Regions from separate parts of the Mus musculus genome. Here regions 1 and 2 are each linked to region 3. Evidence: chromatin loops called from intact Hi-C (ENCODE). Cell type or tissue: gastrocnemius. All regions are shown on one strand.

Region 1 (2,500 bases), 330 kb after region 3:
GTTCTTTACACACGACTACTTAACAAGCTGACCAACAGCAATCAACAGCAACCAATAGCCCAACAACAACAACCAACTCTTGGCGGCCCTGACATTATATACCCTCTGAAAAGTTCCCAGAATTCTAAATGTCCCACAACTGTAGAAACCATCTGTAACTGGCAAAATCCTGCCCTTACTAGAGCACAAGGCAAACCATAGTTGCTGTGGTCAGTTTGAAGCAGCCCCACACCTGGGATTAAAATGAAAACATTCCTATAATATTTCTGTCTTTTTCAAAGAAACCAAAATTCTCACTACACAAGTAAGGCAGCCATTAACTTGTAGCCTCGCATGCACATGTGTACAGGCAGTGCACACACACCGGTGCATACACATTCATGTTTCTTTATCATCTTCTGTTTCTTTACCTGTACATGTAACTTTGTTTGTTTGAGACAGCAGCTCCTGCAGCTCAGACTGGACTTGAACTTGCTTTGTGACTAAGCATGACCTTAAATTCACTGAAACCTCCTTATCAAGTTTGGGGATTGCCAGCTTGTGCCACCATGACCCGCCCTGCATTCATTTTCATTTTTGTTGTCCTTGTTGTTTTGGTTTTTGAGACAGGTTTTCTCTGTGTAGCTCTGGTGGGAGTCATCATGCAGACCAGGCTGGCCTTGAACTCAGAGATGCATTCGCCTGCCTCTGCCTCTTGAGTGCTGGGATTAAAGGTGTGTGCCAGGATTCCCTGTTTCTTTACAGTTTTTTGATTGCATGGCTGGCCTTCAACTCAGTCTTTCACCTCCTAAGAGCTGGGGTAACCAGTGCTCACAGCCACTCCTGGCTTCTTTGTGAAGGCTGTTGTGCTTTGTCTGTGTTGTGGTTACTTTCATCCGTACACAGTTTGTGAATGTCCCTGGTCTCACTAATGTAATGGTGTCTTCTCTTCACACCTCTGCTTCCCTTCTCACTTGAGACCCTGTGAGGTTGGCCTCCTGGAGATGTTGCTTTTCAGCCCTAGGCTAATTGAACCTGTGTCTTAAGCGGTGTGGGGGAAGATGAAGCCAGCCTCCAGCAACTCAGCCGTGCTTCTTGCTGCTGCCATCCAGTGGTGGCTGATCACATTGTCCTGACCTGCAGGTTGGTTAAAGGCGAGGTGCCATGCTTTCTCTTGCCTTGGTAAGTTAATCACTGCTGTTGTGCCCTGGGCTCTCACTGTGCTGCAAGCCTTGGTTTGCATAGTTTACAAAATTCATAGCTTTTTGCATGACCTCCTTTCTGACCCTCATCACTCTTTTTTCCTTCTCTTTTCTGATTTTCCTTCTCTTCCTGGACTTGCTTAGCATTCCTTTTGTATGTCCTCACTGGCCTCTTCTGTCTCTGCTCTCTGTAAGGGCAGTGCTTCTTGCTGTGGCCAACCCTGAATGAGTGTAGCGTTCATTGCTCTGAACATCCAGGGCCTGTTGCTCATAGGCACAGCCTGCCCTTTGTTACCTCTGCTTGACTAGGAACTTGTCTGTGGGTGTGCTCTACCTCCAAATGTGGCACCTAGGTGTTGTGTTTCTTGTGGGGTGATGGCACCCTCTCCTGGCAGTACTGGGAACTCTTGTCTAGGTTGTACCACATCTTGCTGTGATTGCTCAGGACCTCTACTGACCCTATGGACGCTTGTTTTATAGACCCTGAACCCCCCCCCCCCCCATTTCTTCCCCTTCATTCCTCCTGTGTGGAAGGTTCTGTTCTCCCATCTGAGGACCCATTGCAGCCTGTGAGGCTCCTTTCTCACTGCCTGTCTTTGGACCACTTGGGTACATGTCCTAGGTTCCTTCCATCTCCACCTGTTGTGAGCAACCTTGCTGAGAGTGTGGTCATGCTACTGTAGGGGTGGCATCCTCTCTTCTAACACCTCTGGCTAAGCATGGGGGCATTTTCTCCCAGGGGTTTCATTAGAGTTTTGCACTGGAGAGGTGGCCAGGCTGTCCTGGTGCTGAGCCTTTTAGAATTGATGTCATTTCTTAGCAGAGTTCTAAGTGTCTATTAGTGTTCTTCAAATGTTTTGCAGGTGAGCATGGCTCATGTGTGGCAGTTCGCAGAAGTGAAGGCAGAGATGCGTTTGTAAGGATGGTAGCCATTGATAGGTCTGGTCCTAGTCGGCTGCTTTTCCAATACTATTCTAACCTAATGGCTGGCTAGGACAGTGGTGCAGATTCATGGTCTTTGAGGTTTTCCCAGAAACACTCACTCTGAGGTACAGAGCTCTAGCCTATTCCTGAAGTGGGACTCCTTGGTAGAGAAAAGAGTCAGACTGTAACTTTGTAACCCTGTGACCTTGGGGAGGAACTAAAGCCCAGTGCTTCCCTTAGGACATAGAACTAGCTACACAGACCCTGTGTATAGCAGGCTGGCCTTAATAGATGAAGCTAGATAGACAAGAAATAGACTCACTTTTTTATTTAGTTTTTTTCAATAGCCTTGGATGGGGCCAGGTGGGTAGCCACAGCAGTATAACCCAGGAGGC
Region 2 (2,500 bases), 280 kb after region 3:
CAGCGCGCGGCGGGAGGCCGAGGGCGGGTGCACCAGGCTGCCCTGGCGTTCCAGGAAGTTCTGGGCTGCATTCTGGGACCGTGCCCTAGTCGGGTGGCCCGAGAGGCCGAGGGGCGGCCCCTGCCCAGGTGACCTGCCAGTTTTGAGGGCGTCCCAGTCCTGGAGCTCCCAGATCCCTCGGGGAACTCTGCTGTCCCATTCGGATGCTCTGGGCTACCACCGTATAGCCGAGGGGCCCTTCTCTCTCCTTCCTCAGGTGAGGTCAAGAGAGGGCGAACCGACTACTCACGGGCATGCTAATGAAGTCTGTGGAAGGCGGCATGGGCTTTCCTGTTGCCAGGGAAGCCGGTTGGGGACTCCATGCTGGGAGCAGGCGTTTAGTGGTCATCAGTGCCTGAAAGTGGACCCTGGGTGTTTTTTGTTGTTGCCATCCCTGGAGGTCAGTAGGACACTTAGTGCGTAGGGGTCTGCGGATGCAGGAGATCATGGTGATGTGGATTCTGGGACACAGGAGCTGTCTCGGCTCTTGCAGATTCCACACATGTTCTGACTCTGTTGTCCTCGAATTCCTAAGGGTCCCTTGGGTTTGTCGAGTGGCTCCTTTCCTCGCTTGTAGCCTGCTTTTGTTTGAGAGTCCTCTGCAGGAGTGTTCCCACAGAACCCTGGGCCGGAGCAAGCCCTGTGCGCTCCTCCGGTATTACACGGTGACATGTGCAAGCAGTAGTAGCAGCGCCGCCCGCCCGCCCGCCCGCCGCGGTGGCAGTAGTAGAGAATTAGAAAACATGCTGCTACTGTGTCCTCTCCTGTTTTCTTAAAAGTGGTTTGGGTCACGTTGAAAGACCTACAGCATCTTTAGAATTGGGTTTTGCTGTGGAAGTCAATGAGGATTGGGAAGGCTCATCAAAGGTCCAGAGATACCTGCCCTATCTATGGGGATATAGGACCCAGAAGTGTTTGAGAGGTTGCAGGGGCTGCCATGCTCTGAGGAGGCGCTGGGTGTGACATAAGGCCTAGGAACTGCAGATGTCTCTTGCCACACATCTGGGGTTTGCTGAGAAGTGAGCAGGGTGTGTGTGTGTGTGTGGGGTGGCTGTGTGTGTGTGTGTTTTGTGTGTGAAATTGAAATGCCTTGTTCATTATCTTCATTCTGACCTCTGGGTGGAAAGTATGGCTGATATTTATAGTTTAAGATGCATTTTGTGCTTGTAGTCTGCTGTTCGAAATGCCACAGTACTTTAACACGGACTTCCCCAATGCAAGTATGTGCCCACATTGTCCTTTTATCAGGAAAGCTGGCTTAGTCAGGTGCCCATGGCATCCTTCCATAGCAATCCTGGCTTACCCTGGCTCCTTTGCTTTTGAGTGCTGCACAAGTGAAGTCCGTCTCCCTGGGAGAAGGACGATGTCATTTGAAAAGGGCATTGGCTGCTGTCTGCACCACTGCTGCCTCCTTTTCCAGGTCAGGTTCAGAGTTGGCGTGTAGAGCAGAAGATAACTCCTTGGGGGAAATGTAAACATGTTCATTATTTGCACGTCTCTGCGTCTGCGTCTGCATCAGCCCCCATGCTTGTGCTGGAGAGTAGGGCAGAGTCTGGTGTGTAGCAGACACCCAGAGCTCTGCTTCAAAGTCCCACATGCTTTCTAAAAAAGAGAAAACTCACACCCATCCTCTGTACCCCTGGCTTCTGTTGCTGTTTTGATAAGGAGTGCTGATTGATTACCTTACTTTAAAAACACCCAAAGCTAAGCTAATGTTTGGTGCTTAAAACCATTACCACCAGTGCTAGAAAACCGACATCTTTTTAAACAAGACGGGGAGGCGTAGTCAGAGGATGCAAGCATCCTAGTTTTGTCCTGTAACTGCGTAGGCAGAACTTTTTCTAACTGATGTTCCTCCTTCATTGATAGCTTTTATAATAAAATATACTCAGGAAAGATGAAAATAGGTTCTAATAAAACGTTGTTTAGCCAATAGCAGCCTTTGCACGGTAAAGTGGAGAGAGAGGGGGAGGCAGGTTTCAAGGCTACACATAGGTGTCAAGTGGAATAGCATACCATTGGCAGTTGAGAGGAGTGTGAAAAGGGCTGAGTCCCTCCCAGTGCCCTCATGAGAGAGGTCATGCTGGGGGAGGGGAGGGACACAGGCTTCACCCTGAGGTCTGTGAGATCAAGTTTAATCTTCAGCATTCACCAGGAACTTCTAATAAGTACCTTGAACTTGTTTTTTAATTTCTTTTATTTTTTTAAGCAACCGGAGCCCCGATCTTCCCTGTCAGGACAAGTTTCTAAAGGGACTGGGATGTTACTGTGGTTGTGACTTGCTGGTGGTTTGCTGGTGCCAAAGTCTAAGTTTGATCCACAATGAGAGCTTTAGATAGTTCTCAGATTGCTGGATGGCAGGTGCACATGTCAGGAGGAGATAGAGGCATGTCACAGTGTGACTATAGTTGTCAAAAGGGCAGGTGAGAGAACCTCAGAGTTAGTGTGTGCTCTGGTGACT
Region 3 (2,500 bases):
CTACTCCCTCAGTCTTCTAAGTAGTTGGGATCATAGGTCCATGCCACCAAAACAGCTAGCAAAACAGACTTGTTTTGTTTTGTTTTGTTTTTACAAAGGGGGAGGCCAGGAGTGGTGACACATATCTTTAATCCCAAGCGGTGGATCTTTGTGAGTTCAAGGCCGGCCTGGTCTACATAGTGAGTTCCAAGCCAAACAGGCCTACATAGTGAGACCTGATCTCATAAATTAATTAAAAATTGGTGAGGGTGGAAGGTGGTACCAGGAAGAAGACTGAATCAGCAAAATGCTTTCTGCACAAGCATGAGGACCTGAGTTCAATCCCTAGAAGCCTGACGTGGCAACGCACACCTGTAATGCCAGGACTGTAATGTAAGGTCCCAGAGGCAGAGACAGGAGAAGTCCTGCAGCTTGCTGGTCAGCTAATCTAGTGACGCAGCAAATTCCAGGCTCAGCAGGAGGCTTTGTCTCACAAAGTGAGTCAGAAAGTGACTGAAAAAGCTACCAACCTCTGGCCTACACACACATACATCTACACACACAAACACACACATTCCTCTGGCCTGTACACAGATACACCTCTTGCCTGTACACACACACACACACACACACACACACACACACACACACACACACTGGCCTATACTTATGTGCGCACGCGCACACACACACACAGGCCAGAGGTCAGCTCTGGGTGTTGTTGAGACAGAGTCTCTCATGAGTTTGTATCTCAGCCAATTTAGCCAGTGAATCCCAGGGGTTCATCTGTCTCCACCTCTCCAGCACCCCAGCATGGAATTGCAATTCCACCTTCAGGGCACACAAGATCCTTTCTATAAAAATAATTTGATGCACAAAATTCCAGACCCCCAAAGTAAAGAAGTAAGTACCCCCCACTGGAGGAGCGGAGTGAGTTTCTTTCTCCGCAAGCCCCTAAGGATCTGCAGGAGAGGAAACTGCTCACAGCAGGTGCCATCCTGAAAGGTCTCTTCACACCCCCTTGTACTGTTCCTTGTCGCCACTAGGGGGCATCCAAGAACCATTCTGGAACAAGAGCAAGCTTACACGGTTCAACCTAGCCGCTTCCAGACTAGCTGAACTCCTTCACCTAAGAGACAGAACCTCTTGTAAGATCTCCAGGGTGGGAATGGGGTCAGAGGCCAAGTAAGGACCCCAAACTTCAGACGCTGTTAAGCAGATACCTCCCTGCAGAATCTCAGGCCTCAGAATTCAAGCTGCTGCTTCAAGGCAGTCTTTTCAGGCAGGGTTCCTGAAGGTCCTCGGGTCTCCTCCCCAAGAACACTGCTCTGCCTCAGTGAACCCCATGTGTCTTACATGATCTCGACCGCTTACACCACGCAGGGAATGTGAACAGTCTTGTATGATCTCAACCGCCCATGCCATGCAGGGAGTAGGGCTGGCTTTGTACTCTGTTGCTTTTTAGTTGTTGTAAAGAGGATGCTTTCTTATTCTTATTATATTTTACTTTTTTTTTTAAAGATTTATTTATTTATTATATGTAAGTACACTGTAGCTGTCTTCAGACACTCCAGAAGAGGGAGTCAGATCTTGTTACGGATGGTTGTGAGCCACCATGTGGTTGCTGGGATTTGAACTCCTGACCTTCGGAAGAGCAGTCGGGTGCTCTTACCCACTGAGCCATCTCACCAGCCCTATATTTTACTTTTTATTTATTTGTGGGCGTGTGAATGTATGAGGATGCACAGATGACATCACCATCATTATCATCACCATCATCAACATCACTATGATCACCATCATCAATTTTCTAGTTAAAAGGCTGGGTGGGCCGGGCGGTGATGGCACAGGCCTTTAATCTTAGCACTTGGAAGGCAGAGGCAGGCAGATTTCTGAGTTCAAGGCCAGCCTGGTCTACAGAGTGAGTTCCAGGACACCCAGGGCTACACAGAGAAACCCTGCTGTCTTGAAAAAGAAAAAAAAAAAGAAAGAAACGCTGGGTGGATAGATCCCTAGTCCTGGGTTGGTTACTCTGAAAGCCCCCATCATGTGCAGCTCTGATCTGGGTTATCGGGGTCTCTGTGTGCAGCACACCTCACTGGGTTCCCTATATCTCCTGAAGGCCCACCTCCATCCCATACGTGTAAACTGAGACTTCATGACAAAATGGGGTAGCTGTGTATGGGCCAAGTGCTGTGAGCTAGGTCAGCATCAAATGCAGCTTTTGAGAAAAGGATCCAAGTTGGGCAGTGGTGGCGCACGCCTTTAATCCCAGCACTCGGGGGGGGGGGGGGGGGCAGAGGCAGGCAGATTTCTGAGTTCGAGGCCACCCTGGTCTACAAAGTGAGGTCCAGGATAGCAGGATAGCCAGGGCTATACAGAGAAACCCTGTCTCGAAAAACCAAAAAAAGAAAAAAGAAAAGAAAAGAAAAGAAAAGAAAAGAAAAGAAAAGAAAAGAAAAGGGAAGGAAGGAAGGGAGGGAGGGAGGAAGGAAGGAAGGAAGGAAGGAAGGAAGGAAGG

Evidence for each region. A loop is a pair of places that touch in the nucleus more often than their neighbours do. Peaks named below come from ENCODE experiments on the same cell type or tissue, not always from the same donor. Only the 100,000 strongest peaks of a DNase experiment are listed, where the experiment ranks them.
Region 1: it touches region 3 in a loop (3-fold over the local background); 17 of 42 quality-filtered maps call a loop at or near these places.
Region 2: a loop joins it to region 3, with 3 times the contacts of the local background. A loop is called at or near these places in 4 of 42 quality-filtered maps.

Annotation. Positions count from the first base shown.
Region 1 is chr2:179,916,069-179,918,568 of GRCm38, reverse strand. The region is part of intron 14 of Taf4 (TATA-box binding protein associated factor 4); the gene reads left to right. Among named protein-coding and RNA genes, the nearest start is that of Taf4, 59 kb to the left of the region's middle. In gastrocnemius, CTCF peaks have their summits at 1,074 (motif pointing left) and 1,579 (motif pointing left); DNase peaks (open chromatin) are centred at 1,076 and 1,551.
Region 2 is chr2:179,972,905-179,975,404 of GRCm38, reverse strand. All of the region lies in intron 1 of Taf4 (TATA-box binding protein associated factor 4), which reads left to right. Among named protein-coding and RNA genes, the nearest start is that of Taf4, 2.5 kb to the left of the region's middle. In gastrocnemius, no CTCF peak of the experiment used is centred here; DNase peaks (open chromatin) are centred at 288, 622 and 1,341; H3K4me3 peaks cover 1,459 bases; H3K27ac peaks cover 2,500 bases.
Region 3 is chr2:180,249,986-180,252,485 of GRCm38, reverse strand. No RefSeq gene overlaps it. Among named protein-coding and RNA genes, the nearest start is that of Rps21, 6.1 kb to the left of the region's middle. In gastrocnemius, no CTCF peak of the experiment used is centred here; a DNase peak (open chromatin) is centred at 1,030; H3K27ac peaks cover 440 bases.